Regions from separate parts of the Mus musculus genome. Here all the other regions are linked to region 2. The links are chromatin loops, found by intact Hi-C in ENCODE. Cell type or tissue: left cerebral cortex. All regions are shown on one strand. Region 1 overlaps Gm30515 (a long non-coding RNA gene). Region 2 holds the start of Sox11 (SRY (sex determining region Y)-box 11). Region 3 has its middle 130 kb from the start of Gm46326. Region 4 has its middle 13 kb from the start of Gm45941. Region 5 overlaps Gm30290 (a long non-coding RNA gene). Region 6 has its middle 64 kb from the start of Cmpk2. Region 7 has its middle 82 kb from the start of Gm25564.

The links. Peaks named below come from ENCODE experiments on the same cell type or tissue, not always from the same donor. Only the 100,000 strongest peaks of a DNase experiment are listed, where the experiment ranks them.
Region 1: it touches region 2 in a loop (3-fold over the local background); 7 of 42 quality-filtered maps call a loop at or near these places.
Region 3: a loop joins it to region 2, with 4 times the contacts of the local background. A loop is called at or near these places in 2 of 42 quality-filtered maps.
Region 4: a loop joins it to region 2, with 5 times the contacts of the local background. A loop is called at or near these places in 2 of 42 quality-filtered maps.
Region 5: it touches region 2 in a loop (3-fold over the local background); 5 of 42 quality-filtered maps call a loop at or near these places.
Region 6: a loop joins it to region 2, with 5 times the contacts of the local background. A loop is called at or near these places in 9 of 42 quality-filtered maps.
Region 7: it touches region 2 in a loop (11-fold over the local background); 14 of 42 quality-filtered maps call a loop at or near these places.

What each region holds. Positions count from the first base shown.
Region 1 is chr12:27,057,976-27,061,975 of GRCm38, reverse strand. Gm30515 (a long non-coding RNA gene) reads left to right here. Exons shown (of 7, transcript XR_001780580.2): 3 at 1-4,000. Among named protein-coding and RNA genes, the nearest start is that of Gm30515, 24 kb to the left of the region's middle. RefSeq lists an enhancer at 1-1,902. In left cerebral cortex, a CTCF peak has its summit at 1,898; DNase peaks (open chromatin) are centred at 464 and 1,801; H3K4me3 peaks cover 360 bases; H3K27ac peaks cover 872 bases.
Region 2 is chr12:27,340,836-27,344,835 of GRCm38, reverse strand. Sox11 (SRY (sex determining region Y)-box 11) reads left to right here and starts at 2,118. Exons shown (of 1, transcript NM_009234.6): 1 at 2,118-4,000. The coding sequence starts at 2,428. The coding sequence ends at 3,615. In left cerebral cortex, a CTCF peak has its summit at 1,733 (motif pointing left); DNase peaks (open chromatin) are centred at 2,768, 2,968, 3,259, 3,508 and 2 more places; H3K4me3 peaks cover 3,138 bases; H3K27ac peaks cover 3,005 bases.
Region 3 is chr12:28,169,925-28,173,924 of GRCm38, reverse strand. No RefSeq gene overlaps it. Among named protein-coding and RNA genes, the nearest start is that of Gm46326, 130 kb to the right of the region's middle. In left cerebral cortex, no CTCF peak of the experiment used is centred here; a DNase peak (open chromatin) is centred at 2,397.
Region 4 is chr12:27,930,984-27,934,983 of GRCm38, reverse strand. No RefSeq gene overlaps it. Among named protein-coding and RNA genes, the nearest start is that of Gm45941, 13 kb to the left of the region's middle. In left cerebral cortex, no CTCF peak of the experiment used is centred here; a DNase peak (open chromatin) is centred at 2,454.
Region 5 is chr12:26,882,099-26,886,098 of GRCm38, reverse strand. It overlaps Gm30290 (a long non-coding RNA gene), which reads right to left. Exons shown (of 3, transcript XR_872603.2): 2 at 3,304-4,000; 3 at 1-1,651. Among named protein-coding and RNA genes, the nearest start is that of Gm30290, 6.6 kb to the right of the region's middle. In left cerebral cortex, no CTCF peak of the experiment used is centred here; DNase peaks (open chromatin) are centred at 59, 1,749 and 3,324; H3K27ac peaks cover 570 bases.
Region 6 is chr12:26,530,791-26,534,790 of GRCm38, reverse strand. No RefSeq gene overlaps it. Among named protein-coding and RNA genes, the nearest start is that of Cmpk2, 64 kb to the right of the region's middle. In left cerebral cortex, a CTCF peak has its summit at 1,641 (motif pointing left); DNase peaks (open chromatin) are centred at 281, 1,634 and 2,511; H3K4me3 peaks cover 229 bases.
Region 7 is chr12:28,430,711-28,434,710 of GRCm38, reverse strand. No RefSeq gene overlaps it. Among named protein-coding and RNA genes, the nearest start is that of Gm25564, 82 kb to the right of the region's middle. In left cerebral cortex, a CTCF peak has its summit at 2,053 (motif pointing right); DNase peaks (open chromatin) are centred at 2,084 and 2,496; H3K4me3 peaks cover 668 bases.

The DNA of each region.
Region 1 (4,000 bases), 280 kb after region 2:
CCACAGCACACTGGGTATTTCTCATCTTTTTTTTTTTTTTTACAACATTTCTTAGATATCCCTTTGTTATCATTTTCCACTCCAGTGAAAAAATCAAAGGCTTGCCTCTCCCCCAGCCCCTAAGAGTCTTCCAGCATTTTGCCACCCTTAACTCTGCTTGCGATTAGAAAAGTCAACAGCACGATTCCTAGCTCTAATGAGTAGACAGCTCCAAGGAATTTGTAGCCTGCATTTTCTCTGCACACCAAGTATAGGGTCCAGTAGTAAATTCTGTGATGTTGCCTACATCCATGGTGGATAACCCCGTGCATCGCTTAATACGATTTATGCTTGTTGGCTCTCTCTATATGCCCTGCCATGGTGAATAAAGGAGAGGCCGAGTTCCCGTGGCAACCAGAGCCACTGCACTCCCAACTGCGGGCAAATTCTTCCTAAGCAGAAAGTAGGCAGGAGAAAGACTATGCTGGCTCCTGCATAAACATGCCAGGCTCTGATCTGGAAGAAGGAGGCACCCAGTCTCAGATTGAATTTAGATGCTCTGATTGCTTGGCCAGACCCTTCCATGTGCTCTTCCCATGGAAACATCTGCAGCTGGACGGGAGCCCAATCATAATTCTTTGCAGATCTCCCCAGCCCCGTTGCTAGTCGAATGTCACCCGGGCTTCATCAAGGACGAGACTCCATCAAGGACCCAGAGAAGAATTCTTTATGCATCTGCTCAAAATGAGGAGGTTATTTTGTTGTCTTCAAGATGGCTCTTGAGCTGCAGGCAGAGCCAAGGGCTGTGGCCTGAATGAGGAGAGTTGCTAGGAGATAAGCCCGGCTGCAGACAGCAGGCTGGAGTTATCTCTAATTGACAGCTCCTTACCCTAAGGGTCTAATTCTAACCTTGAGACCAGGACTATAATGAGAGGGCAGTTTTCCGTCACCCCTATTCCTGGCGCAGGCAGGGAGATTACTGGAGGACTGTTTTCTAGGGGTTTGTTATGTTTCTTTTATCGGGGAGGGGACCAGACTCGCGGGGGCCCTGTCTCAGCCCCAGTTTGCATCCCTGAGCCCTTGTCTGATTCATAACACCTGAATAAACTCTCTCCTGCAGTGAAGATGGGCTCGCTTTGAAATATCCAGGGTGTGCAAGGAAGAGAAGCCCTCTTGGACTTAAAATGATTTGAAACTGAAGCAGAACAGGTGGATTTCTTTAAAAAAGTGGGGATCGGGTCCGGGGAAGGCAAAGAAAAGAAAGCAAACACGGGACTCTATTTTCCATATTGCCCCTCCCTCCGGGCCCCTCTTGGCTTCCAGAGAAGTCTGCTCTGTGATTTCTGAGAGAGATTCTGTTTAGATGTCATGCCGGACAGTAAAACTACACACACAGACAGGGAAAGGATCTGCAGGTTGGGAAGAGCCCGGGTGTTCTGAATTTTTTTCTGCAAGTAGGTTGACTAGCTTTTGTGTTTTAGTTTTTTGTTTGTTTTTTTTTTTTCTGAATAATACCACACAGAAAATCCAATTTACGCACAGCCTGAATCCAGTAGGCCTAAGAGACCAAGGTTTCCTTGCGCCTGTGAAACTGTCAAAAAAGAGAAAGCATTTTCCTGGTGTGCTGGGGTATGGGGTCTGCCAGACGAGCTTGCTCCAGCATTCCCTTCCAATGCAGAGGCTGGGGACGTGTATTCCTCATAAGGGCTCATTGTAGCAAATGCCACCTAGCATTTCCTCCCCTGAGAAACGTGACATGTGGAGATTTTGAGTACTAAAGAAAGCACATTTTAAATGAGGAGTATATAATTTAATTAGTGCATTTAATAAAGGAAGAAGAGATGTTTCATTGAGGGGGTGTTTGAAGGTCACGTCTGGAACTTAACTGAGAAACACCTGCAGTACCAGCTCTCCCTCTAGAGGCGCTGCTCACCCTGAGCCCCGTTCCAGGGCACAAAGGCCAGGGCCCTCCATTTCATTTAAGTTTTAAACATGATTTGGAAATGGAAGGATGTAGCCTGTCCTCCATCAAAATTAAATATCAATAGTCAAATAGACTTTCTTTTTAGTATCCTTTTAGTTAATTTTTTTTAAATATAATTTTAAACTTGCTGAAGAGTTCTAGAAAAATACAAACCTCACCAGAGTACCCTCAGATCCAGGGGCATTTTCCACCAGTCTCTTTGAGTGTTTGTGGTCCTCCCTGTCGCCTTAAACACTTTGATAGTATCCTGAAGACAATATGAATCTTTATCTTTCCCCAAGTACAGAAGCATGCTTTCCTATCACTGGACTTTCCAATTCAGAAAGTTAATTATCAGTGCTAGTGACTGTCGCATGACAATCCATGATCAAAGCTTGTCAATTATTCCAGCCATATTTCCTCTCCCAATCACATGTTGTATCTATCTTTCCAGGAACGATTTCCACCCAAGAATGATCTAGAAAATTCACCATATACTACTCAAAGATGCTATGAAGCTTGGGTTATTTTTAGTATTAAATATTCAGAGACAGGAAATGCCCAGAAAGAGTCAGGGCAGTGCATCTGTGATGTGTTGCATAAAACTTAGTATTTTTCTAAAGAAAAATGAATGCTTGTTTTCATTTATCACTTAAAGGGAAAACAATAATGTCAATTTAAAATAAATATTTTGGAAAACAGGATTGGATAAACAATAAATCAGCAATGCCCTTTGTGGTCAAATGTTTGTAGAGGGTGTATCTCCATAAAGTGGGTAGGCGTGGGCTTTCTTGTTTCATTGTTCTGGGATCATCCCTAACAGTGCAGGGTGGGCAGAGAGAGGAGAGACACTGTTAAAGAGGCAGCAATAGAACCCAAGAATGAAGCAGTTATTTCTGGATAGAAAAGAAGCATAGAAAGCAACAACAACAACAACAACACAAATTAAGATTTTGAGTACTGAGTATGGTAGTACACTCTCATAATCTTAGCACTTGGGAGTCTAAGACAGAAGACTCACAAGTTTGAGGCCAGCCTGGATTGCATACTGTCACACTCTCTTTAAATATAGAAGCGAAACTTGCATTCTATTTGTTTACAATTTTTTTATCTTGGGTATTGGCTAATTGAAATAAGTCCCCTTGGAGTTGTAACTAGTTTCTGGCCCCTCCCCCAACCACATGGATGGGTGTAGGGCCCTGGAGCTTCTTGCTTCTCTGCTGTCCCATCAGCCAGGAAGGTCAGACTCCTCCATCTGTTCCTGGTCTCTGGGCACACACGTGTTCACATGTGTATACAGAGCACAGTTCATATCTATCTGAACAGATTCTAAACAACTAGACCCAACTCAGGCGGGCACTGAAGTTTGATATACGTTTGGACAGAGTTCTATGAAGAGTTGTTCTCCAATGTGCAACGAACACGCAATACTCTCTCCAGTGTGAGGCTGGATTTGCGCACACCTGCTCAGCATCCTCATGTGACCACAAGGTCAACATTCTCTCTCCTTGCCCTCTGGAAGGACAGTCTGTGAAACCTTTCATCTCATGCCTGTGTTTGTCAAGCCACACAATTTCCCTTGCATTAGAAACCACATCCATAATTTTCTTTAAAACAACAGTATCTGGACTAACCAGTTTTAAATTCCCCACTCCTTTGCATGACAATGAAATGAAAATTTCTTCATGCTTGTGAAGAATTTAAATTCCATTGGAAATTGAATTCTCACTTTGGTTTCAAAGTGACTGTATGTCCTAGCATTCTGGAGCCTGGTAGGTGATCAAGTCTATTCAGGAGGTAGTTGCCAGCCCCTGATGTCAGGGGGACAGACCCCCAGATTATCTCTAATCAGCTGCTCAGGGGCTGAAGGATTCAATCACACAGCATTTTTTAGGAGCAGTTGCTGACCTCTGACCCTTCCTGCAGAGGGCTTGACGGGATTAGGGGAACTTTGCTCAGTTCACCTCCAGTTACAATAAACCAACAAGAAAGAACATACTTTTTAATTATCCAAACATATTTGCATGCTCGACTGAGTCCCCAGATGGGATGGAGAGC
Region 2 (4,000 bases):
TGACTGGTATCCGCCACCCCCAGGAGCGCTACTGCCCTCTGGGAAAACACACACACACACACACACACACACACACACACACACACACACACACACACACACACTGACTCTGTCTGCCTCTCCTGAGGTCATTCATCTTCTGAAGCTGTGCACAATTTCATATCAGGAACGTAGCAAAACTAGGTGCAGAATTTAAACTGCCAAAGATTTTCAAACACGTTTTCTGTTACTGTATAATAAGATGGCAGATGGTCACAAGAGGTAGCTCTTGAGGTGAAATGAGTTCGAGACTAGCCTGAGGTGTGTAGAGTAAGATCCTGTCTCTAAACAAAACAAACCAACAACCGAAACAGGCCAGAGAGGGATGTGGAAGGGGAGATGCCAAGAAAATAAAAGAAATAATAAGAATGACAGTATATACCCCCATGCCTGACAATTGGAAGCTGAGATGAAATAGCTCCCTGTATTTAGAGTGTAGATTTCCCTTGTGATGGGGACTCGCTGGCCCCACCCCACCCTTGCCTGATGTCCCCATTGCTGGGAAATCAGGCAGCTAAGAGGAAAACAAGAGAGAATGTCTGGTTTGCCTCAAAGATGGATTTTTACACTCCACATGGGTTTTTCTACATCTCCAGACATCAGGTTAACCAGTATGTAAATTTTTTAGGTTCCAATAGCCTTAAACATTAAAATAAAATGCCAACATTATTAAGACTGAGGTTAACTTCAATAATACACGTGCTTGGATCGGTGCTTTTCTTTGGGGTGAATACGATAAGGGTGAAATACAGGGACCCCTCCCCCCTTTTTAAAAATAAAATGGCCTATGAAGACCTGGCACCATTCTATGTCCGGAGTGGGGATGTGTGGGAGATGAGAAGTGTAGTACCCTGTGCAGTACACCAACCTGAAAGGAAATATGTTTAGATAATTCCACTAGTCCCGGGCGGCCGATTTCTCGGGTGAGCAACTCCGGGTGGGGTGAGGGGCTGTAGATCTTAAGAACCAGCCCCCAGAACTGACAGTGGGTAGGTATGAGGAAAACAGGGTGAGCAGCCACGTTAAACAGAAAGCAGAAAGGCTTCGTTTCATTGTCCTCAGAAGAGCCATAGGTGGGTAAGAGACAACACAAAGAGAAGCGAGTTTCCAAGGAGCCCGGCAAAACCAGTAGGCAGGAGCCACCGCTCCAGCGGCAGCCTTAGCAGGCAAATAAGAAATATCTTCGCTTTAAACGAGAGTGCACTTCATTTTAGCTTTGGTTTGTACCGTTGGGTTAAAATAGCAAATGACCCAGAAGGTGCGTGCTGGGAGGCAGAGCTAGGGTTTCAGGACCGAGCTGCAGGGGAGGAGGGCGTAGGTGATGGACAGAGGAGGCGGGACGCGGGGAGTTGGGGAGGCCTATGGAGTAGAAAGTGGGGGAGGGGCGGCGATGCTGAGTCCCGGGCTGTTTCACCGATCCGGCCTGAATCCGTGAACTCCTTTCCGAACCGCTCCGGAGCCGCCCGGACACGGCGGTCTCCGAAGACCGTTACTCCAGCCGAACCGGCAGATGCGCGCGATCCAGGAGGGAAAACGAGAGGGGGAGAGACGGGACAAAACCCTGCGGGTGCGCGGGGAGGGGGGGAGGGAGGGCCCGGCGACCGGGCTCTAGAAAGAGGGAGAAAAAGAACCGGAGGATGAGCCCACGTGCACGGTGCCGCGCGGTGTCGAAGCGCCACCTTCTGCTGGATAGCGGCGCAGCGCGATCGCGCGCGGGTTTAGGGCGCGACGCGCCCAGGATGAGCAGGGGCACCCACTCGCGGTGCCCGGGTGGGTGCATCTGCACTGGGGTTCAGTCCATCGTCCCGCGCCCTTGAGTCCGCGCTGGCGTCTCTCGCTCCGTCCTGCATCCGCCCGGGGGACACGCGCAGCTGTGCGCACTCGCGGATTTCTTTTGAAAAAATAACATATTTCTAGACAACTCCCCCCGCCCCCCATCTTTGCAAACTGGCCAGGAGGCGGGGCTGGAGGTGGGGCCCGTGGTTAATAACGGGAGATAGGCGGAGTCGGGACCAGCCATTGGCTGGTGGGAGTAGTGATGTCACCCATATGACACCCTGATAACGAGTTGAGAGAGAGCCCTCAACTTTTTGCAGAAGAAGCGCGCGCGCCTGGGAGTGCTTGGGGTCCGGCGCTTGCGGCGGCTGCCAGGAGTGAGAGAGCGAGAAATCAAGCGAGTGAGAGAGAGAGCGCGGGTCCCGGGCCGCCGCCGCCTCCTCTCCGGTCGCCGCCGCAGCCGCCGACGCAGCAGGGAACGGGGCCGGGGGGGAGGGGGGCAGCCGCGGACGCGCGCGGCCAAGGACTTTGCAACTTGCCGGAGAAGGTGGAGGGGCGGGAGGGGGAGGGGCGCCCGCGCAGGAGACCGAGCGCCCAGCCCCGCCGCGGACCATGGTGCAGCAGGCCGAGAGCTCGGAAGCCGAGAGCAACCTGCCCCGGGACGCGCTGGACACCGAGGAGGGCGAGTTCATGGCGTGCAGCCCGGTGGCCCTGGACGAGAGCGACCCGGACTGGTGCAAGACGGCGTCGGGCCACATCAAACGGCCCATGAACGCCTTCATGGTGTGGTCCAAGATCGAGCGCAGGAAGATCATGGAGCAGTCGCCCGACATGCACAACGCCGAGATCTCCAAGAGGCTGGGCAAGCGCTGGAAGATGCTGAAGGACAGCGAGAAGATCCCGTTCATCAGGGAGGCGGAGCGCCTGCGCCTCAAGCACATGGCTGATTATCCCGACTACAAGTACCGGCCGCGCAAAAAGCCCAAGACGGACCCAGCGGCCAAGCCCAGCGCGGGCCAGAGCCCCGACAAGAGCGCGGCGGGCGCCAAGGCAGCCAAGGGCCCCGGCAAGAAGTGCGCCAAGCTCAAGGCGCCTGCGGGCAAGGCGGGCGCGGGCAAGGCGGCGCAGCCGGGGGACTGCGCCGCGGGCAAGGCAGCCAAGTGCGTCTTCCTGGACGACGACGATGAAGACGACGACGAAGATGACGAGCTGCAGCTACGGCCCAAGCCGGACGCTGACGACGACGACGACGAGCCCGCGCACTCGCACCTGCTGCCGCCGCCGACGCAGCAGCAACCCCCTCAGCTGCTGAGGCGCTACAGCGTGGCCAAGGTCCCCGCCAGCCCCACGCTCAGCAGTGCCGCCGAGTCCCCCGAGGGCGCGAGCCTGTACGACGAAGTGCGCGCGGGCGGCCGGCTCTACTACAGCTTCAAGAACATCACCAAGCAGCAGCCTCCGCCCGCGCCTCCCGCGCTGTCGCCCGCGTCCTCCCGCTGCGTGTCCACCTCCTCATCCAGCGGCAGCAGCAGCGGCAGCGGCGCCGAGGATGCAGACGACCTCATGTTCGACCTGAGCTTGAATTTCTCCCAGGGCGCGCACAGCGCCTGCGAGCAGCCACTGGGCGCGGGAGCGGCGGGGAACCTGTCCCTGTCGCTGGTGGATAAGGACCTGGATTCCTTCAGCGAGGGCAGCCTGGGTTCCCACTTCGAGTTCCCCGACTACTGCACGCCGGAGCTGAGCGAGATGATCGCGGGGGACTGGCTGGAGGCGAACTTCTCCGACCTGGTGTTCACGTATTGAGAGGCGCAGGGCTCCTCGGGAGGCAGTCGTGGCGGTCAGGATAAAGAGGATGGTGGGGGGAGGGGGAGAAGATGCTCATGGTCAGAGAGATGTGGCGCTGAGAAATTGGAAACGGTGATGAAATGTTGTTGGAGTTAAAGTGAAATGAGTAGTTTTAAACAGATTTTCCAAGTTTTTTTTTTAATTTTTATTTTTAAAAAATTTTTTGGTCTCCCCACTCTTCCCGTCCTTTATCGTGTCTCAAGGTAGTTGCACACCTAGTCTGGAGTTGTGATTTTTTCCCCACCCGTAAAAAAACGTGTTTTGTAATTTCTATTTCTTTTTCCTGAAATTCGTGATTGCAACAAAGGCAGAGGGGACCGGGCGGGGGAGGGGAGGAGGCCCC
Region 3 (4,000 bases), 830 kb before region 2:
TCTCTATCATCTGTTTGTCCATATATCCATCCATCCATCCATCCATCTATCTATATCTATCTATCTATCTATCTATCTATCTATCTATCTATCTATCTATCTATCCATCCATCCCTATCTATCTATCTATCTATCTATCTATCTATCTATCTATCTATCTATCTATCTATCTATCTATCATCTATCTATCATATGTATCTATTATTTGTTAGACTAGGAATAGAATGTAGAGTCTCACACATGCTATTGAGGCACTTTACCACTGAGACATGCCTCCCCCCACCCCCAGAAGGCTTAATATGTAATATTTAAAACAAAGCTATTAGGCAGAGGGCACATTTCATGGAAAGGGGAATTTATCTGTTTTGTTCTGAACCATGGAAAGTCAGCACATGATGAAGTGATTTACCCCCAAGGTGACAGGCTCACAAGTGAATTAATCTGCTCATAATAGGCCAGGTAACAAATGACATGGGCACATATAAATCAAGAATTTTCTCCTTTCAAAAGCACTGTGGTGTTCCGAGGAGGCCACCTAGAAGTGAACATGAAATGGTGTAAAAACACAAACAAACAAACAACAACATCGACCTTGACAACAACAATAACAATAACAGCAACAACAACTCCCACTGGATTAAATCTGTAAGAATTTGGGTTTTGTGTTCAGTAGCTGCTGTTAAGGCAGGAATGTCTTTCCTGCCTATTCCACACAGGGCATGAGGCATAGAACACTGCCAGGCTGAGCTTCTGGCCATGTCCTTTATAAAGCAAACCAACATGCTCTGCATATTGCTCTCCTTCCACAGAACCAGTGCAGTGACATTTTATATGAGGGTCACCTTAAACCTGGTATCTATCTTGACAGTTACCATAGCAGTTTTGAAACTATTCCTTGAGGCAGAGGTTTCCCAATGGACACAACCTGTAATAGCTACACTGTTACCTGTGAAGGTTCAATGTAGGACTTGCTTATGGGACATGTCAAGGAATCAGATATTCAAGACTGTCATCTGTGAAGGAAACTTGCTTGTTTCTCAGCTTTCCTGCGCAGTTTTAATGTACAGTGCAGGTTGACATTTGCACCCTGGACACCAGAGAGACATTGAGATCGGGATTCAGTGAGCAGTGCCCCTCAGAACTGTCTTTGGAAAGAAAAGGATAAATTCCCATCCCTTAAGAGGTTCTCTTTCCCAAATGTCAATCATCTTCTGGAATCTGAGACCTCGTATCATGATGCTGTGCTGTAGGACACCCAGATTTTCATCCCTCCACTAAGGCAGGAGGGATAGAAATGGATAGGAGGTATGGGAGGCTGAGAAAGAACACATTTGCTTTGATTAAAAACAGTGGCTTCACACAGAGCCTTTCGTGTGAAGCTCTGACACTGAGACTCACAAGACTTATCTGGGCATTGGGAACAAGAACATCATTAAGGGTCCCCGAGAGGACAGCTGGAGACCACTATGCCCTTTATCATAACAAGTGTGCCTTTCTAGCAAGGTGGGAGTCGGGAGAAACAAGTGTGAGACCTTCATGGAAGCTAGGAGAAGAGATGAGGGTGGAGCAGCAAATTTCCAGTGCACAATCATACAGACAGAACTTGTTCATCCCAGTCACCGTTGCTTCCCGTTCACCTGACATTTTAAATGTCAGACTTCCTGGATACCCAGCCATGGTGAACACAAGTTCTAAAAACCTATTTTTATTTTCTAATTTTCTAATTATGGTTTGAGTATGTTTCATGTCAGTCCAGTCTGCTGCAGAGCTGCTTTGGGTGATGCAGGAAAGCACATGGGCCTTATGTTTGCCTGCTTGTTGTCAAATGCCTGTTTTCTGAGGCTCTTTTCCTTTTGCTTTGGGTTGCAGTAAGAATACCAGGAATTCTCTTATCTCCGACCTCATCTCTTTCTCTGAGACTGTTCCAGCATAAATCATGGGAACACAATTGCCAAGGGTAGACAGTTACAGAGTGTGATGCTCACTTGCTAATTACGGTTCCCAGACTCTGCCTCTGCTCCTGTTTTCCTTGTCAACAACCTAGGTAAAGGCTCTTGGTGCAGTCTGAGAACCATCCTACCTGTGAGCCTGCAGGAATTGTGGACTCTCTCCAGGGTCAGCATCTATATCCCAACAAGTTCTCCCTTGGAAGACGTGCCTGTGCTGTCAGACAGTGGATGGCGAGGCAGCACAGCATCACCATGGCATTCTTAAGAAAATGATTTTCTTTTCTTTGTATCAGACAGGAAGTGAAGAGGATGCAGAGATGCTGGTAGCTGGCTGGGTCAGTAGCATTACTCAGTGTTGGTTGACTCAGTTGTCCCCAAATAGAAAGGGAGCCATGGCAGAGCTGAGGTAGGTGAGCAGGCGGAGTGGAGGGGGTGGTCACACCTGCACCCCTCTAATTCTAGTTTCAGGATAGGGGGGAATGAAGCCCAGAGGCTGCTGTGACTCATATGGGCAGGAAGTGGAGGCAGGCAGGTCTCTCCTGTCTTTGCAGGTTTGTCAATGACTGTGGGTGGTTCTCCGAGCGAGCCCATCACCATAGCCACCGTGACAAGTCAACAAACTCTAGTCTAAAATATATATCAGCTCAACCAAGAACGTAGGTGCACATCCTGAATATGACATCATGCATGTTCTCTAGACTCCTGACCATGTGAGAGTATGATATCATGAGAATTTTCTAGAAGCCTGGCCATTTGTGTGGCCATATTCTCACACAGATAACTTCCATTGAATGTATAATCTGAACTTTTGATTAAGCACCTTAGACATGGTTGGATACTTCAGCTATGAGTGTCAAGCTCTTAGGGGCTGGGTGTAATAATGTGCCTAAGTTCCTTCTGTGGCTCCAGGGTCCAGAATGCATTTTATATCTGCATAGAGGCCCATGAGATGCTGTCATTCACAAAGTCACAGCCTGAATGTCAGCTTGGGGATAGATACAATGTAGGTCCTAATGAACTGAAGTCAAAATTTTCTCTGTTCTAGAAGTAATATGTGATATTTTCAGTAGTATTCAGGTGTGTGACGTATTGCAAGGAGACCTAGGTTCAAATCTTGGCTAAGTGCTTCCCAACAGTAGCCACAGGTATGTTTTCTCATCCTCTGTTTTGATGTATAAACTTACCTCAACCTGTCAGGAAGGGTGTTATTCTTATTCAGTACATGTGATAGACATTCAGCTAATGGTGCAAAGTGATGCAATGAACTGTCCCGCTTAAAACCTTCACAGTGTTCTCCTTGGCAGAGAATTGCTCTTAGTGAATGTTAGCATTTCTTCTAGGCTCCTCCTAACAATTACCTAGCAATAGTCAGGTAGAGCCTGGCTTGTTTTGGAACGCTTTCTCTCTCTCTCTCTCTCTCTCTCTCTCTCTCTCTCTCTCTCTCTCTCACACACACACACACACACACACACACACACCTCTTCTCTCTCCCTGTCCTCACTCTTTCTTCCCCTTCTCTCTTCCCCCTCCACTTGTGTTCCTGGTCAGCTTCTTCTCTTCTTTCTCTCTCCTCTCTCTTTCTGTCCTTCTCTATTCCTTTCTTTCCCACACCCCTTCCCATGCCTCAAATAAACTTTATTTTATACTAGACTGTCTTATGGCTGATACCTGTGGGGGTGGATGCTTCAGCGTGAGCCTGCTAAAGCACTCACTCCCACAGCATCATGATGCCGCATTACAAAACATATCACTGGACAAATTATCCTGTCAGACCTGGATGTGTGTGTGGGGGAGTGGGGTGGGGGGTACATGGTCATCAGGACAGGGGGATGGGTAAAAGGAAGGAGATCAGACCATATACATATGATGGATGCTGGGGCACTGGAGAACATGGAGGATGTTCCTGCTTACACGTCACCCCATGTGACTTTCCGAACAGGGTTTCCCTAAGGCTGTGCTTTGGAGAAGTTCACTCTATGAACCTATGTGTCAGTCACCAGCCTAAGGTTCAACTGAGCGGTGGTGGAATCCTTGTAGGGGAAAGTCTAGCA
Region 4 (4,000 bases), 590 kb before region 2:
GATCAAGACCTCTTCTCTGTGCTCACCTTTGTCACAGCTCTGTGAGCCTTTTGTCCAAGCTCTCTGTCTGCCTCTAGAGTATTCCATCTTCAGTCTTGGCTTTTTAGCTTGCACCTCAGTTTGAGAAAAACCACCAGGGAAAGGATCTGGCACAGTGTTGGTAGCATCACTAAAATGTGTTAGAATAGATGTCTGACTTCAAAATAAAAGTATCTGCAAAGATCTGGTGAAACGTCTGCACCCAATCACTTTCCTGCCCAAGTCCACGTGGATATATGCTAACAGTGATCAGAAATAAAACTTGATTTGTCGACATTTTACTTGTGAGTTTTTGTTAAAAGTAAAACCATAGAAGTAGATTGGTGTACTGTTTGGTCAATCAATTTCTCAATTAATTTTAATAATAGGTAATTATTGCCATGAAAATGCTTTATGTTGACAAGTTGTTCAACTAGAACCTAAGTGTCATTTACTCTGCATATCAACCTTTGTGAGCAAAGGCAGTGTAGTCCCCACTTTCCAAGGCAGGGAGATAGATGGAGGCTTAGGGAAGAACGGCATGACCAAAGTCACAGAGCTGGACATCCCAGATCCTAACCAAGTATTCAGTGAAAAGGTAAATTAAAATGTCTGCAGAGAACACGTTAAGAGGGAAGTCCCCAGCTCTTTGTGTGGAGTGCTCTGTTCCCTGTGTATGAGAGTGCTCCCAGGTAGGAGGACTCCCTACCAGAGAATGTTTTGTCCTCTTCTCCTTCCCCGTTCTATTCTGTTCCTCCTCCTCCACTCCCCCACCCCTCTCCTTTTCCTTCCCTCTTCTCTTCCACTCCTCTTCCCTTTCCTTCCTCCCCACTTTTCCTGCTCCTTCCTCCCGCTCTCAGTTCTGCTATTCCTCCTATTAGAGAAATAGAGATTTCTTCTATTAGAGAAATCATGCACCTGCCAAGGTGGACTCTTCAGTGGGGAAGGGCAGAATCACAAGGCTCTGAGAACTGAGACTAGACCTTCAGCTCTGCTTCTATGTGTGGCCTGCAAAAGTCCCTTCCTCGTTGTCTGTCTTTTCTCTGTTGGATTCCATCTTTTCCTACCCCAGTGCCCAATACATAAACTGAGAACCCCCTGTTCCAATGACAGCCACTCTCTGCCTCCTTTTGGAAAGCCTTTCACCGGAAATGTCAGCAGCTCTCCTGGAAGACTGCTGGGTCCTGAGCCAACATCTTTGTCCTTGAATGAGCACACATTGCTCTTTACTACCGTACCATCTCAGCATGGGACCATGTATGTACATCAAGTAAACTCCTGGCCCTTTTCTGTCTTCCCAACTATAGAATGTAACCTTCCAGAACTGCATTTCTGGTTGGTTTGTGGCTCTACCATCCTGATATCACCAGGCTGTGCTGTTCTCTCTGCTTTCTGAGCACACTATCAGCTTGGCTCTTTTCCCTCTTCTCTTGGGACTCTGTACTCATTGCCAGTTAGGCTTAGGAGGATGTAGTGGTTTTGAGCTGGTGTGAATTGCATTTTGTAGATTGGTAGTGACATGGCAGCCCTGACTGTGACCTACAGAGCTGGAGCTTCCTCCTGCCCACAGGAAACAAATGTCTTAGGAAATCCAGGGTTAACTGACAAGGATGGAACTGTGACCATATGATGGCAAAAGCATCTTTCTTTCCCCTCCTATTACAGTGATCCAGAGCTTTCTGAGTTACAGGAATGAAACGGTGGCCTGACATCTCCAGCAGACCCTTAGGGATTGTACCAAGCACACATTCCCGTGGTCCTATTTTCTTGCCTCAAAAAGGCAGTTGGGTTGTTCCCTTTTTAGTGACCTTGCTTGGAGCTTCCAGCATTTCCCAGATGTGTAACTGGAAGGTTAACTCTTTGGATCCCACTAATTGGTAGCTCAGCCCATCTCCTGTGTCTTCATCCTGTCTTGAAGACACCTTTCTCTGTCACAGGATTCACAGCTTTCATAAAACCGAGCCTGTCTGTGTTTCTAATCCTTTGAGAAAAGCAGTCTCGGAGCTCAGGGTTCAACCTGAGGTCAATCTCCAAATATACACGAGAAAAGGGAGAGGGATGGTGAGGATGGGGGGTGCGGGGGGGGGTGGAGAGGAAGCTTGCAGTTCCATTGGAGGAAAGTAGAAATAGCCATGAATGTTATAATTTTTAAATTAGTACTAGCAGCAAAGAGACGTGATCTGAATGCCAAGGCAGGAGGCAGAGGTGCTGGACGGAGCTCTGTGAGGATAGGACCTATACCTAAGCTCTGTTCAGACTGGCTACAACCAGTGAATCCTTGGGACTTTCTGTACTCATCCTAGCCTGCCCAATCACCTGTCTAGGGGGAAAGGAGAGGCTCATGTGTGACTGGTAGGGCCAAGTCTCCTCCCAGTGTCAGACAGCCTCCGCCACCCCCCACCCTGTCATAGAAAAGGGCTCAGGCTCACTGCAGTGGGTGGTGACAAGGGAACATCTGCCTTTCTGGTTCCATTTCAGTAATTTGAGATTCTCAGCTCAGCCCCCTCCTTCAGTAATGACAGCTGATATTTAGAGCTCTTGTGGTTTGCCTTGTAAGCATCCTGCTGTCTGAAAGAACAGACCTCAAACTAAAATCAGAGAGCTGCCCTGATTCCCAATGGTCCTGCCTTCATTCAAAACTCCCCCCATGAAACACACACACACACACACACACAGGTCCTGCCTTCATTCAAAACTCCCCCCATGAAACACACACACACACACACACACACACACACACACACACACACACACACAATTCCTACCTAGCTTTTCACAGACTATTTGAGATAGACCGGCAGTGCAGGGTGAAGGCTGAAGTGAAGACAGGTTAGAATTTTAAATAAACCACACACATTGCTTAGGAGGTGAAATGGAAATACAGAGTAGATGTTTTCAAGGTTGATGTTTAATGCAAATGCTTTGCTCCTTTCTTCTACACAGCTAGAGACACCAGGTACTGACAGAACCAGGCTCTCAGCAGGAATTTCAGCCTGATCCTGTCTCATACCCAGTATACTGTTCAATAAAATGTGTTTTCCAAAACGTTTTAGAGTCACAGACCACATTGTTAATCTCTTGATCTTGGATACCATATGTAGATGAAATTGTCCAGAGAGAAAAATGAGACGAGTATTTAATCAAGCATGTGCTTTCAAATAAGAACACATGTGGTCACTCTGTTAAGGGTAGGACACTTTCATCTTGTTTTATTTATTTATTTAGTTAGTTAGTTTTCATTTTGGGTGGGTTTGAGACAAGGTCTTATACTCTTGCCCAAGGTCTTGAACTGGAAGGAATACTTTCTACTCACAGTAAGTCTTCTTGAGATTACAAGTATGCCTTCATGCCAGGATCTCTATGCTGCTATACTATAGAGCACAGAGTAGACATTCAAGTGTGAGGTGTCTACATAGGAACCACAGAGCTTGTAGATACCTGAACCAAATATAGAGAGAGCTCTGTGTGCTTCACACAACCTCTGGAAGATTCCTAGTCTTAGGTGCTAAACACAAGCCCTGTGGGCTGATGAGGTAGGTGGCTTAGCACAAGATTGATGGCCTGGGTATGATGCTAAGAATGTGATGGAAGTAAAGAACCAAGTCCCCTGATGGGCACATGCAAAGGTTGATGCTCATGCATGTACACACACACACACACACACACTCAATGAAATAAATTAAAAAAAAAAAAGAAGCCCAAGCCATCAGGGAAACTTGTACTAACTAGTGTTGAACTGGGGAGAAACTTACTCAACAGCTCATTGTTACCTGTGACATCCATGGTGTAATGGGTTCTCCAGATCACCAGGTCCACCCATTCATATCCCCAGGGCTTAAGAGGCTCTGAGGCAAAAAGTCATTTCCTTTCCATATATTCAGCAGTAGCCTGATCTTCAAGTCTTGATGCTTGAAGTGATTTTTTTCCTGAATGGACGTGACATATGGAAAAATCATGAGTCCAGGATATACATCAGAGCTCA
Region 5 (4,000 bases), 460 kb after region 2:
CAACTGCACAGGACAACAGTCCCTGGGAGGGAGCAGCCCACCCCACTGTGGGAGCTTCCCTGTGCACCCTGGCAGGCTTCCCTTCAGCCTGGCTAGTAGCCTGGAGGGGAGGAGAGGCAAGCAGCTTGCTCGCCCAGAGAAATGAGGAAGCCCATGATGAGCCTTTGCTGAGCAGAATGAGTTTGGGTGGCCCCTATGGGAAGCCTGTCTCCTCTCTTTGGGAGAGTGAGTGCCAAGCAGAGAGGAGGAGAGGGACCATTTCAGATGATGATGAAAATCTATGATCGAAGACCCCTGGAGGCACAGAGCCTTGTCATTCTGTATCAAGAGCTTCTTTCCAGGGATTGCATGAGCTTCCTGGTATTGTGCCTTACAAGAAGAGATAAATACGAATCGAGGGGCTTGGAGATGATGGGTCTTTTCTAAACCCACCCCCACCCCCCAAACTGAATTTGCCTCTGGCTGTCTCTCTGGGTTTTATTGTGTTGATGAGTCTCAAACTGATTATTCCTCGGAAACAAGGACATAAATAAAAATGAAGAGAGGATATACATGTACTTAGTAGAAATAGCATTTGCAGTTAGAATCTAAAGTGTTCAGTTCTGTGCCCTTTTTAAAGAGACACATTCCCAAATGGGCAGAGGGAGAGATAGGAATAGCTCCGAGATTAAAACACAGGTTTATTCCAGAACAGCTGTGCCATGAAATGGTCCCAGCACCAATAGCTCTCTCATGGGCAGAATAGGGACCTCACTTCTAATATGGGGAGCCCACCTGTGCTATGAGCCAGGGCTTATTCAGCCCTGAATGGCTCTCAGGGGCAATCCCTTCTGGGTCTGATGAGCTATGGGCTGAGGAATTACGATGCGGAAAGCATCCATCAGGAACCTGCCAGTCCCCTGCACCTCATCCACAGCTGGATTATCAAGGATTCAAAATACATAGGGGGAACTGGAGAAGCTGCCTCCTGCTTCATGGTTTCCTAATGAACTCTTAAGAGCAGGGGGTCTCAGACATGGTCACAGAGGTGCTACAGGTCACAGCACCTCTTCACAGAAACTGCCTCTATAGATATAAAAAGTCCCCTCCCCCCACCCTCACCTGAGAGTTGAGCTGATCAAGGCTGTAGGAAGCAAAAGGCACCAGGAAGTAGGAGCTCAGAGCATTAGCTGTGGCACTAACCCATGGAGCTGATAGCTTGGACCTCCCCTCCTCTGCTTCCTCCAGCCTATGAGTGCAATGGTTTTTCCTTACCAGCCTAATAATGATGTTCTTGGCTGAGAATGGAAGCAACTGCATTGGGACCTGAGAATAAGCAAGAGCAGCAACAATTTCATTATTTAAAATGAGAAGTTAACACAGTTGCACAGATACAGCCTTTGCTCTGAACTCACTTGTAGGAGAAAGCAAATTTACTCTCGAACAAAACAAAACAAAACACAACAAAACCCACTCCTTTACTCTCAGAACCAATGGCATTGTGATTTAAAGGAGAACATATCATTGCGATTATCTATTCTCTAGTTCACTGAATTCTTATTAATAAGGAAGCCGTGCCTTGACTGGAGTATCATGACTACAAATACCAGTGTTGATTTGAGGTAAGTGTCGCGCTTGCAGGATTTCCATCAGCATACAGATTCCACAATGGCTGTAGAAAATAAATAAAATAAAGGATGTCAGGCAGGGAGGCTTTTTCATGCATTCCCGCAGTGATTTAAAGCAGGAGGCTCTGAGCCAAGGCTGATGAGTCAGCATGGGGAGTGGAGAGGCACCAAGCTCTGGTTTCTCCATATGCAGAATGAGATTGATTTTCACTGGGTCGCCATTGCCCCTGAAAGGATGGGGGAGGATAAAGGCAAGAGTGTCTTCTAGGAGCTCTACCCTTCTTTAAGAGGGGTAAGGAGCAACATCCCCTGGGTCTAACAGCCATGAATCAATATTACGCACACAACAGATAATAATAGCAACCACTACACATGTGGCTCTCATATATTTGCATAGTATAGCTTTCCAGGGCTGCTACCATGTGTAATATATTCATGTTTTAACATAATATAACTGCATTTTACAAGGAGGAAAATGAGGTGGGGAGGGACAAAGTTGTTTTTAAGGGGCTGAAGCTAAGAGATAAAAGCCCACATTTGTCAGCCGGCAATCCCACTTACAATATATGGGCATCCTGTCTACTCAACGTACCTTCTCAGGCCAGCTAATGGGAATTTTGAAAGTGACTGTGTCCTATGAGCCCAGATCTCATTAGTAGATTAATCCCTTGATGGGGTCATGAGACAAGGGCATTACTGGGGCATGTTGCTTACGTGGAGGAACCGGGTTGCTGGTGTACTGCCCTAGAAATATATACAGTATTTCTAGCCTGCTCTCTATATACTAGCAGCTTCCTTCTCAAAGTCCTGGCACCATGAACTTCTACTTCACATCAACTGCAAAATCACAGGGCCAACCAACCTGCACTGAAGCTCTGCCAGTGAAATGGTCCTTGTACAAGCATGGGGACTTGAATTCCACCCCCAATTCAGGAAGGTGGTACACACATGTCATTCTAGAACCAGGGCGGAAATGGCTCTGTGTTCACATGCATGTAGATGCCCTTCCATGTGCTTGTGCGCACACATGTACGCAATGGGGCTAGCTAATGTACTGAAGCTTCTGAAACGGGTCTCAACAGAATTTTTCCTTGTTTTGAATTGATTTTAGTTGTTATAGCTATGAGCAACTAACCCATCAGTTAAAGAAAAAGTCCCATTTCATGTTCACTGTTAGGTAAGGCCTTTTCCCCCTATACAAATGTGCACGGGTTATATGAGGAGAATATTTATACTTCTAAATGTCTCCATCATTGGTTTGTTGTATTTTTTGACCATTTTCTGGGTGTGGAGTGGAAAAAAACTGGTTAGAGAAGGAACAGTTTTTGAAGAGAGATAGAAAAGCAAAATGGTTTAGAGGCAGAGGAAAAGACAAGGACACAAGTTCAAATCCCCAACACAGCATGAAACAAAAGGCAGATGCAGTGGTGAGTGTTTGTGATCCCAGCACTAGAAAAACATACGCAGATACTTGCCTGGGGCCCACAGGCCAGCCAACCTACTTTGTGAGTTTCAGGACAATGAGAGACCCTGACTCAAAAAGCAAGGTGCATGGTGCCTGTGAAACAACACGTGAGATTGATATCTGGCCTCTCTGTGTGCACATACACCAAGTGAGCATGCCCTCACACACAGCAATAATGTGATATGCACATGCATACATAGCTACATTAGTAAAAGGAGAAAAGAAAGAGACCTTCTATTGAAGAAAGTTTGCCAGTGGAGAATGAGGCTGGTGGCGCAGTGTGGTCTTGGGAACTTTCCTTGGTGATAAGAGCTCAGCATGGCTACTTCTTACTTCTTCCATAGATTGGAGCTAAATTCTAAGCTGGAAAAGCACACTTTTAGCAACATGAATCATAGACAGGAATTTTCTGAACACAAAATTCCAGCATTCATGACCATCATTTGATTTCAAAGGAGAAGGCTAAATTTAAGTTCAGCACAATGTGCTAGGTTGTTTTATTTTTTTTTCCCCCCTAGGGTTGACAACAAAAGCAATAATAGAAACAGAAGCAGCAGCTCCAGGATTCCCTTCACTCTAATCTCTAATCCAGTGACAGCACCGAGGGGCACATTCCTGCTCTGCACTCAGCAACACAATCAGCTCTAGGTGTTCAGGTATTTGTACCACCACAGCCTCTTATAAGTTAGTGACAGGATTTTAGCTTATGAAGCCCCTCTGCAGGCTCAAATTCACACATATTAAAAGCTAGTTCATAGAAGATCCACCTTCCTAAGGGTTGCCCAGCTTTCCTCGGGGGTGGTCCCTTTGCCAGCTGCTGGAACTGCCCAATTGGATTAATTCATGCTTGAGAAATTGGAAGAATAATTATCTCTTTAATGAGATAATATATCTTTCCTTGTCAGAATTCCCTACTTCCAGCGCAACC
Region 6 (4,000 bases), 810 kb after region 2:
AATGTAAGAGTGCACAACTGGAGTCAGAAGTCTCACACTGGCTGGCCAGAGCTGGTGGAGGTCAGAGCTGCACAGAAATGTTTGAAGAATGCCCGTCAGGAGAAGATAAATGCTTCCTGCTTGCTGGGTGTGCTCTCCCTTTAACTCTTCTCAGTCCCATCTCTGTGAGACCCTGCAGCCCCTTGCAGCTGTGACCTCTCTAAACTGCCAGCCTCAGATGACTGACACTTCATCAATTTTGCCTGAACTGCATTTACAAGCCAGTCTCGGGAGGATTGGCCAAGTGCACCAAGCATGGGGGCATTTCCCTACCGGAGCCAGATTGCTGCAGAATGAGGGGGCTCTTCCCACCTTCTCCCAGTGGCCCGGGCAAACAGCCTAGGGGCCTCCCCGCCAAAGGGAATGAACGGACCTCTGATTATTCCTTGTAAATTTTTCATGAGGACATCTGCCCATGCTCCTCTCCCTCTGAGTACCTCTCTCTCTCAGTCTCTCTCTCCTCACCACCTCCCTCTCTGTGTTCTCTCTTCTCTCCTTCTCACTCTCTCCTCCCCCTCCTCTCTCTCCTCTATCACTCTCCCCACCCCCACTCAGGTTTCATCTCACCTCTAACCCTTTCTCCTCTCCTTCCTTCCTCTCCCTCCTGTTTTTCTCTCTCTCTCCTCCCCTCCTCCCTCCCCTCCCCTCCTCTCCTCCCTCCTCTCTTTTTTATGTCTCCCCGTTCCTACCTCCCCTTCCTTTTCTCTCGCCTCCCCCTTCTCCTCCCTCTTTTCCCTCCCTCCCTCCCCCTCTCCCTGTGTTCAGACTCCTGACAACTCATGAAAAACGAGAGTCATTGGGCCTCAGCCGCCATTAGTCAAGACATGCCTGATGTGTGAACGTGGACCTCAGGCTGAGAGGGGCCAGGCTGCAGGGACTGGTCCTAGAGACAAAAGACCAAGCCGGATGGATATTATAGATAGGTAGGCAACAAAGCCTTCTGGACCGGTAGGGTTGGTTCTGCAGACAAGGGGCTCTGTGCTTGTACATCAGTGTGGCCCAGGCTTTCCCCGATGAACACTCTTGTCTCCCTGGCTCCTTGATGTGGCTCCCTGATCGAGGGCAGAGTCCAAATCCAAACAGAGAGATTGGAGATACACACACACACACACACACACACACACACACACATATGGTGTCGAATGCGCCTTAAATATCAAAATATATTAACTCTCATGTAAGGAGTACAGGGGTGGGGAATAAGCCTCAAAATCCTTTTTTCTGTACAGTTCAAACTAAGGACCTACAGCTCTTTCTCATTACTGCGCCCAATCATGCCGATGTCCTTTTTGTGCCCCCTTTGAAGTGACATGTGCTTCAATTTATTTTTAATCTTCTAAGTGACGTCGGGACTGCAGCCTGTGCACACGTGAAGTCTCTGCCCTTCTTGGCTGTTGTCTAAAGCAGTTTGGGCCACAACAAATCAGGCACTCAGTCCAGAGAGAGCCCAGGAACGATCTGAGGCCGGGGAGATGCGCAAAAGTGCTGCGCAGAGGAGGCAAAGTCATTAATAAACCCTTCACCATACACACCTTCCCTACCTTTGTGTAGGTCCTGGCCCTGGTCCTTGGGGACCCGCCATGGAGACACTCTGTGGAGCAACAGTGCCACCCAGTGGACAGTACTGGCAAATGACTGTCCCTTCTCTCTGCAGTCTCCCTGGGCCCTAATATCACATCTTTAAGCAGTTTTCTACATGAAAGGAGGCCTGCAACTGATTCAAAGCCACCTTGCCTTGGAAACCTGAGCATGCCCATAAAAGGCAGTGTGCACAGAACATTGAGGAATGTTTTTCGTTATGTTGGGGGTCTACCCCCAGCAGCTACTCTGGGGGGGGGGAGGGTAAGGGGGGATGTCAAAGGAAAATAAAATTAAATATACTTTTAAATCATACTTAATTTACTAATCAGTTCAAATAAATATGTGTATATACAAATGTGTGTGTGCGTGTGTGTGTGTGTGTGTGTGTGTGTGTGTGTGTGTGATGTTTGTCCAGTTACAGTCTCAGTGTTTAGTTGAAACATAAATTACATTAGCCCAAGCTCTTGTAACCCTCAGTATTGAGGGAAAATGGCTGAAATATCATCATATTTGGAGTTAGGCAGTGAGGTCAAAGTCTTGCCTGTACATAGATCTCACTCACCTGATAACCTGGACGGTTTCCATTTCCCATCTGCAGTCTTCAGTCACCCAGAAGGAGGCTGACGTGACAGCCAACGGTGACTTGCCCTATGCCTGGCTAGGTTCTGACTCTGCCTATGATCTTGAAACCTTCCCTCCCCTCTCTCCTTGGGTATTCCCTTTTGTCTTCAAGCAGAATCCAGCCCTTCACCCCCTCCTGGAGCCTTTTCTCCTCACGCCTCATGAATGTTGGTGAGGTGAGCACATTACATGGGCTTAAAAACTCCTAGTGAATCCACTGGTTTCCAAACTCACATGCATCCCGGATTGGGAGGCAGAAAGCGTCCTACAGATAGGGAATCCAGCCAAGGCCTGCCTCTTTCTGAGTCATCTGCAGTACAGAGTGGACTTCTCATACATAAACAAAAAGGATGGTTAATGCTTATTTTAACCAGTCTGTTACTTGAAGCCTTTAAATACTGCCCTACGGCATCTTGTAGAAAACATCGTTTGGTGCAGACTTTAAATAACTTAATATAAAATCATCGTGAGGGGAGGAGCTGAAAATCATCAACTCTGTGAAAGAATGTGAAATATGACCTAAAGTACATTAGATCCAGATCATTAAAGTCATCAAGTCATCGTCTTTCTCGTCCCCACCCACTGCAATGACTGACTTTGCTTACTGCCGTCACACGCCCTGCAAGGCTCTCAGTTGAGGAACTGACTCCATCAGATGGTCTATAAGGCAAGTCTGTGGGGGCATTTTATTGATTGATGTAGAAGGGCCCAGATCACTATGAATGACACGGACCCTGGGAAGGTGGTCCTGTGGTACAGAGAAAAGGAAGCTAGGCAGAGGGAGAGTGGGCCAGCAAACAGTGCTTCCCCTGCCTCTCAGTTCCTGCCTTGAGTTTCCAGCTTGGCTTCCTCAATCGTGGACTTTGGTCCACGACCTTTGGTCATGGAGCTTGTCACAGCCACAGAATAGCAAACTCGAACAAATGGAAAGGAGCAGCCTGCCCATGTCTTGTCCTCTAGGTTTTTGGGGCTTTATATTCTGAGATTGAGAGCATCACACTGGCTGTGATGTGCCACCTTGTGCCATTTTGATGCTGAAGAAGTTCTGAGAGAAACTGTGGACTTCTGAAGGGATCAGGCCCTTGTCCTGGCTAGTTTTAGGTCAGCTTGACACAAACTAGAATCATCTAAAAAAGAGAAACTCAATTGAGAAAGCACTTCCATAAAATTCAGCTGTAGGACATTTTCTTAGTTGCTGATTGATGGGAGAGGACCCAGCCCATTGTGGGTGGGGCAGCACGTGGCATGCTGGTCCTGGGCTCTATAAGAACGGAGTCTGAGCCATCCATAAGGAGCAAGTCAGTAAGCAGTGTCCCTGCTGTAGCCTCTGCATTAGCTCCTGCCTGCAGGTTCTTGCCTATTTGAGTTCCTGTCCTAGACTTCCTGTAGACGTGGACTATGGATACGGAATCATAAGCCAAATAAACCGGTTTCTTCCTAGCTTGCTTTGTTTCATCATAGTAACAGCAACTCAAACTACAACATAAGTTGGTACTAGATGTGGCATATTGCTGCGACATACCTAATTCTGTTGTTTTGTGGGAGGATCATGGATGGAGTTTGGAACTCTAGGTTAAAAAGTTTGGTGAACTCTTCTGTGGGAGCTTGGGAGATAAGAATTGAAAACAGTGTGAAGAGGTCAGCTCAGGGCCTTTGGAAAATCCCACCAGACCCCTCCCCTCCTGGAAGAGAAAGGTCATGGAGCACTTAGGCACCCCTCCTCTCTGGAAAAGAGGCTTAATTACATTTATCATACCAT
Region 7 (4,000 bases), 1.1 Mb before region 2:
ATAAGGATCTGGGAAAGTGGCCACTCCCCAACAGGGCGTGGGGTAGCAGAGATAAATATAGATTCTAAAAGATGTTAACACAGGAATACTGGAGAGGGAATAGCCACAGGGAAATTTAGAATTGCTCAGCTATTGAGCTAGTTAAGGCATATCAAAATTAGCTGGCCCACTCGAGTGTGTGTATGTGTGTGTCTTTCATTTGTGAATCCAGAGAGCTCTTGGATGGGTGTAGTGCATGCCTGACCCACCGGGAGCAGAAGCAGTTTAACTAATTCACAGCTACAGTCAGCAACCCAGATTAGCAATTTTTCAGGTAAAATTCTCTAATGTAATGCAACCTGAAGATACAGTCACTCGATGCATGCTAAAGAATGGTAGGGGTGTTACCAATCTTTGTTTTCCGTAATGGAAGCACTGTGTATCGACAAGCAGAAGAAACCTTGTATGTCCAGTTAAACACATGGCAGTTCAATTAAAATCTCTATTACCAATACAGCCTTGAATCGGAGCCAGGTGTGATGGCACAGGTCTTTAATCCCTCTACTAGGGAGGCAGAGGCAGGAGGATAGCCTGGTTGAAATAGTGCGACCCTGTCTCACACCCACCTGCTCAGTATTTATGAATATTGCCTGCTGGGACCACACATGCAGGGAAAAGTGAAGTCTCACGATGCTGTCTGGGAAACTCCACCATCCACACCTTGGATTCTGAATGTGGTTTTCAATTAAATTTTAGGCATTGTGTTCACAAACCTCTTATTAACATGTTAGTTCAGCCATGTGACCCCACATGAGGTCATGCCCCAAAATTTAGAAACTGTAAATTAAGCTGCTGGCTAATTACACGAGAACAAATGATCCTTTTTTAAAAATTGGATATTTTCTTTATTTACATTTCAAATGTTATCCCCTTTCCTGGTTTCTCTCCTTCTTGGAAACCTTCTATCACATCCTCCCTCTCCCTGCTTCTATGAGGGTGTTACTCCATCCACCCACCCACCCACCCATTCCGAGCTCCTCACCCTTGATTGTCCTACACGGGACATCTATCGAGCCTTCATAGGACCAAGACCTCTCCTCCCATTGATGCATGACAAGGCCATCCTCTGCTACATATGCAGCTGGAGCCATGTGTACTCCTTTGTTGATGGCTTAGTCCCTGGGAGTTCTGGGGGGTCTGGTGGTTGATATGATCTTAAAGATTGACTTCTGACCATATGATACCTTGTAGGTGTAGATGGGGGAATTTACATCCAGATCATCAAGGGGAACTGTACCGTCCTAACTGCGGAGAGTGGGCTGGGGGAGGGAGGCAAAAACCCATCACTTACAAGAGATGAGAAATCCAAACCTGGAGGCTGGTCTGAGAGGTCAGTTACTCCAAGTGAAAAAGAGTAAAGTCAATGTCTCATTCAGCCCTCATGCCGAGCTGGAAGAAAAGATAAGCTAGGTAGGTCTCCCGTCCTCCGTAAGGCCATTGACTTGGCTGAGGACTTGAGGTCATCACCCAAGAGGAACAGTGAGTCTATCCATCCCTCTATTTGGACTTCTGTCCCAAAGTCTATCTATAAAGGAACTAGGGAAGCATATTTATTCTTCACGACGGTGGGAGGCTACATGGCACAAACAGAAATTGGGAAAACCCATTTCTGGGTACTGTGGAAACTGCTGTTTGCAGCCGCCTCATCTGAATCACCATGCACCAACCCTTCAGGGTGACTGGGAGCAGTTGTCTCTGGGACATGGCCAGGCAAATGGGTCCTAGAGCAGCTCTGAGTTCTGCTTCTTTTATTCACACAGCTGGTTCGCTCCTTGGAGCCTTTAGAGTGCCGTGTGTGTGTGTGTGTGTGTGTGTGTGTGTGTGTGTGTGTGTGTGTGTGTGTGTGTGAATTCCTATAGGTTTGAAGGGTGGTATCAATGATCTGGCCTGACATCTGACAAGTATTCTCAGCCTGACATCTGACAAGTATTCTCAGCACTTATCAGTTGACTGACAAAATGTCACCAAGCGTTTTTTTTTCTTTCCTGTTTTTATCGGGCAATGCACAAGTTGACCACTGGATGGCAATGTTTCCCCACGAACGCATCTTCTCCCCGCCCCCTTCCTAGTGAGGACAAAAGCGGCTGGAAAGTGGTCCAGGTGCTGCCATTCTGAGGAGCTTTCTCCTAAGTAGCCCATTTCCTCCTGGGAAGGGGAAAACCCAGAAGTCTCACAATTCAGAATATTTTTCTCCTTTCTGCAATCTACATGCAGAGCTTTTGTGTTTTCTTTCTTTTTTATTATTTCCTTTTTTTTTTTTTATCTCGCCTAGAGAAATTTTCATTCACTGTCACCAACAGATTTATTTTCACTCTGCCTTAGAAACTGAACATTCTGTTGGACGCTGGTCCACAGGAGAGCGCGGTTTCAGACACCTCTGTAATAGGAAGCGACGGTAGGCACTGGGGAGGATCCCTACCTGTGGTCGGTGCTGTGGGAGGCTCCTGGAAGCGGCAGTGAAAACCCTGATAGTAAATGCCGCCCAAACTGCTGGTTACTTCTGGGGTTTCCAGATGCCATGTGGACACCCAGACAGTTTCCCCATCCTTCTTGGAGAGTTGCTGGGGAATTCTAAGTCACAATCGAAATTCCTTAATGCCTCAGAGCTTTCAACTGAAGTCTGAGCTGATCAAATGGCCCAGGATACGCGTTTTCCCCTCGGCTCTTCCCTTTGTGCTTTGGGCACCTTAAGGTAGCATGAAGGGTCTTAAAGATGGGTTGGGCTGAGCCTTGCTCTGACTGCCTAGGCTTGTGCTTGTTCTTTGTGGCTTTCATGCAGTGCCTTGGGACCTAGAAAGGGACAATCTAAAGGCTGGAAGGAGCTTGAGAGTTTAGCCACTTCAGCTCTATTCTGTGTGTTTGTGTGTGTGTTGCATGCATGTGGATGTGCGAATGTGTGTGCAGGCACATATGGATGCCAGACCAGTTGGCTGTTTTCCTCTCTCACCTTTTCCTTTTCTTCCCTCCCTCCCTCCCTCCCTCCCTCCCTCCCTCCCTCCCTCCCTCCCTCCCTCCCTCCCTCCCTCCCTCTTTCTCTCTCTCTCTCTCTCTCTCTCTTTCTTTCTTTCTTTCTTTCTTTCTTTCTTTCTTTCTTTCTTTCTTTCTTTCTTTCTTTCTTTCTTTCTTTCTTTCTTTCTTTCTTTCTGACAGGGTCTCTCTGTATAGCTATCACCTTTTATTAAGGCAGGGCCTCCCACTGAATCAGAAGCTCAGGCTGTCTTGACAGCTCTTCTTTTGGATCCTTGGGATCCTACAATGCTGGCTTTACTGGTGCACTTAGCAAAGCCTAGTGTTTTCTTGGGTGTTGGGATTTCTACTCAGGTCTTCGTGCTTGCAGACCAAGTGTTCCTGCCTACTCAAGCCATCTCCCAAAGGCCCAGGTCCTTTGAGTTTTACATTTTAACTTTATTCTTTGGCAATTTAACACACTAAACAATGTTGTGCAACAATATATACCCCCATTCCCCTCTCCAATCATTCTAGATACCATCTCCCACATGTCCTTACAAACTTCATCTCCTCCCAGCTCTGCCTTCTCCTCCTTCCTCCCCTCTTTTCACCCACTGAGTACAATTCTTGTCACATGCTTAAGACAAGTTACATGTCACATACTGCTTACATTCTTAAGGCTATGGGGTACCTTCCACTGGACTGTAGACTTCCTACAATGGCCGCACTGATGAAGAAAATGATTCTTCTTCCCACAGTGGCCTTCACCTTCCCATGGCTCCTCATAAGCCCCTCCCCCTCCATGTTGGTTGACTTGCTTTTGTACGGGTCTTACACAGGTAACCATAACTGCTGTGAGTTCATGAGTGGAGTGGTCTTGTCATGTCCAGGAGACAAAATTTCACAAAAATCATTCCTGATTCTAGCTCCTAAAATCTTTCCATTTCCTCTTCCATGATATTCCCTCAGCCTTGGGGCTGAAGGTATGATACAGATTTTCCATCCAGGACTG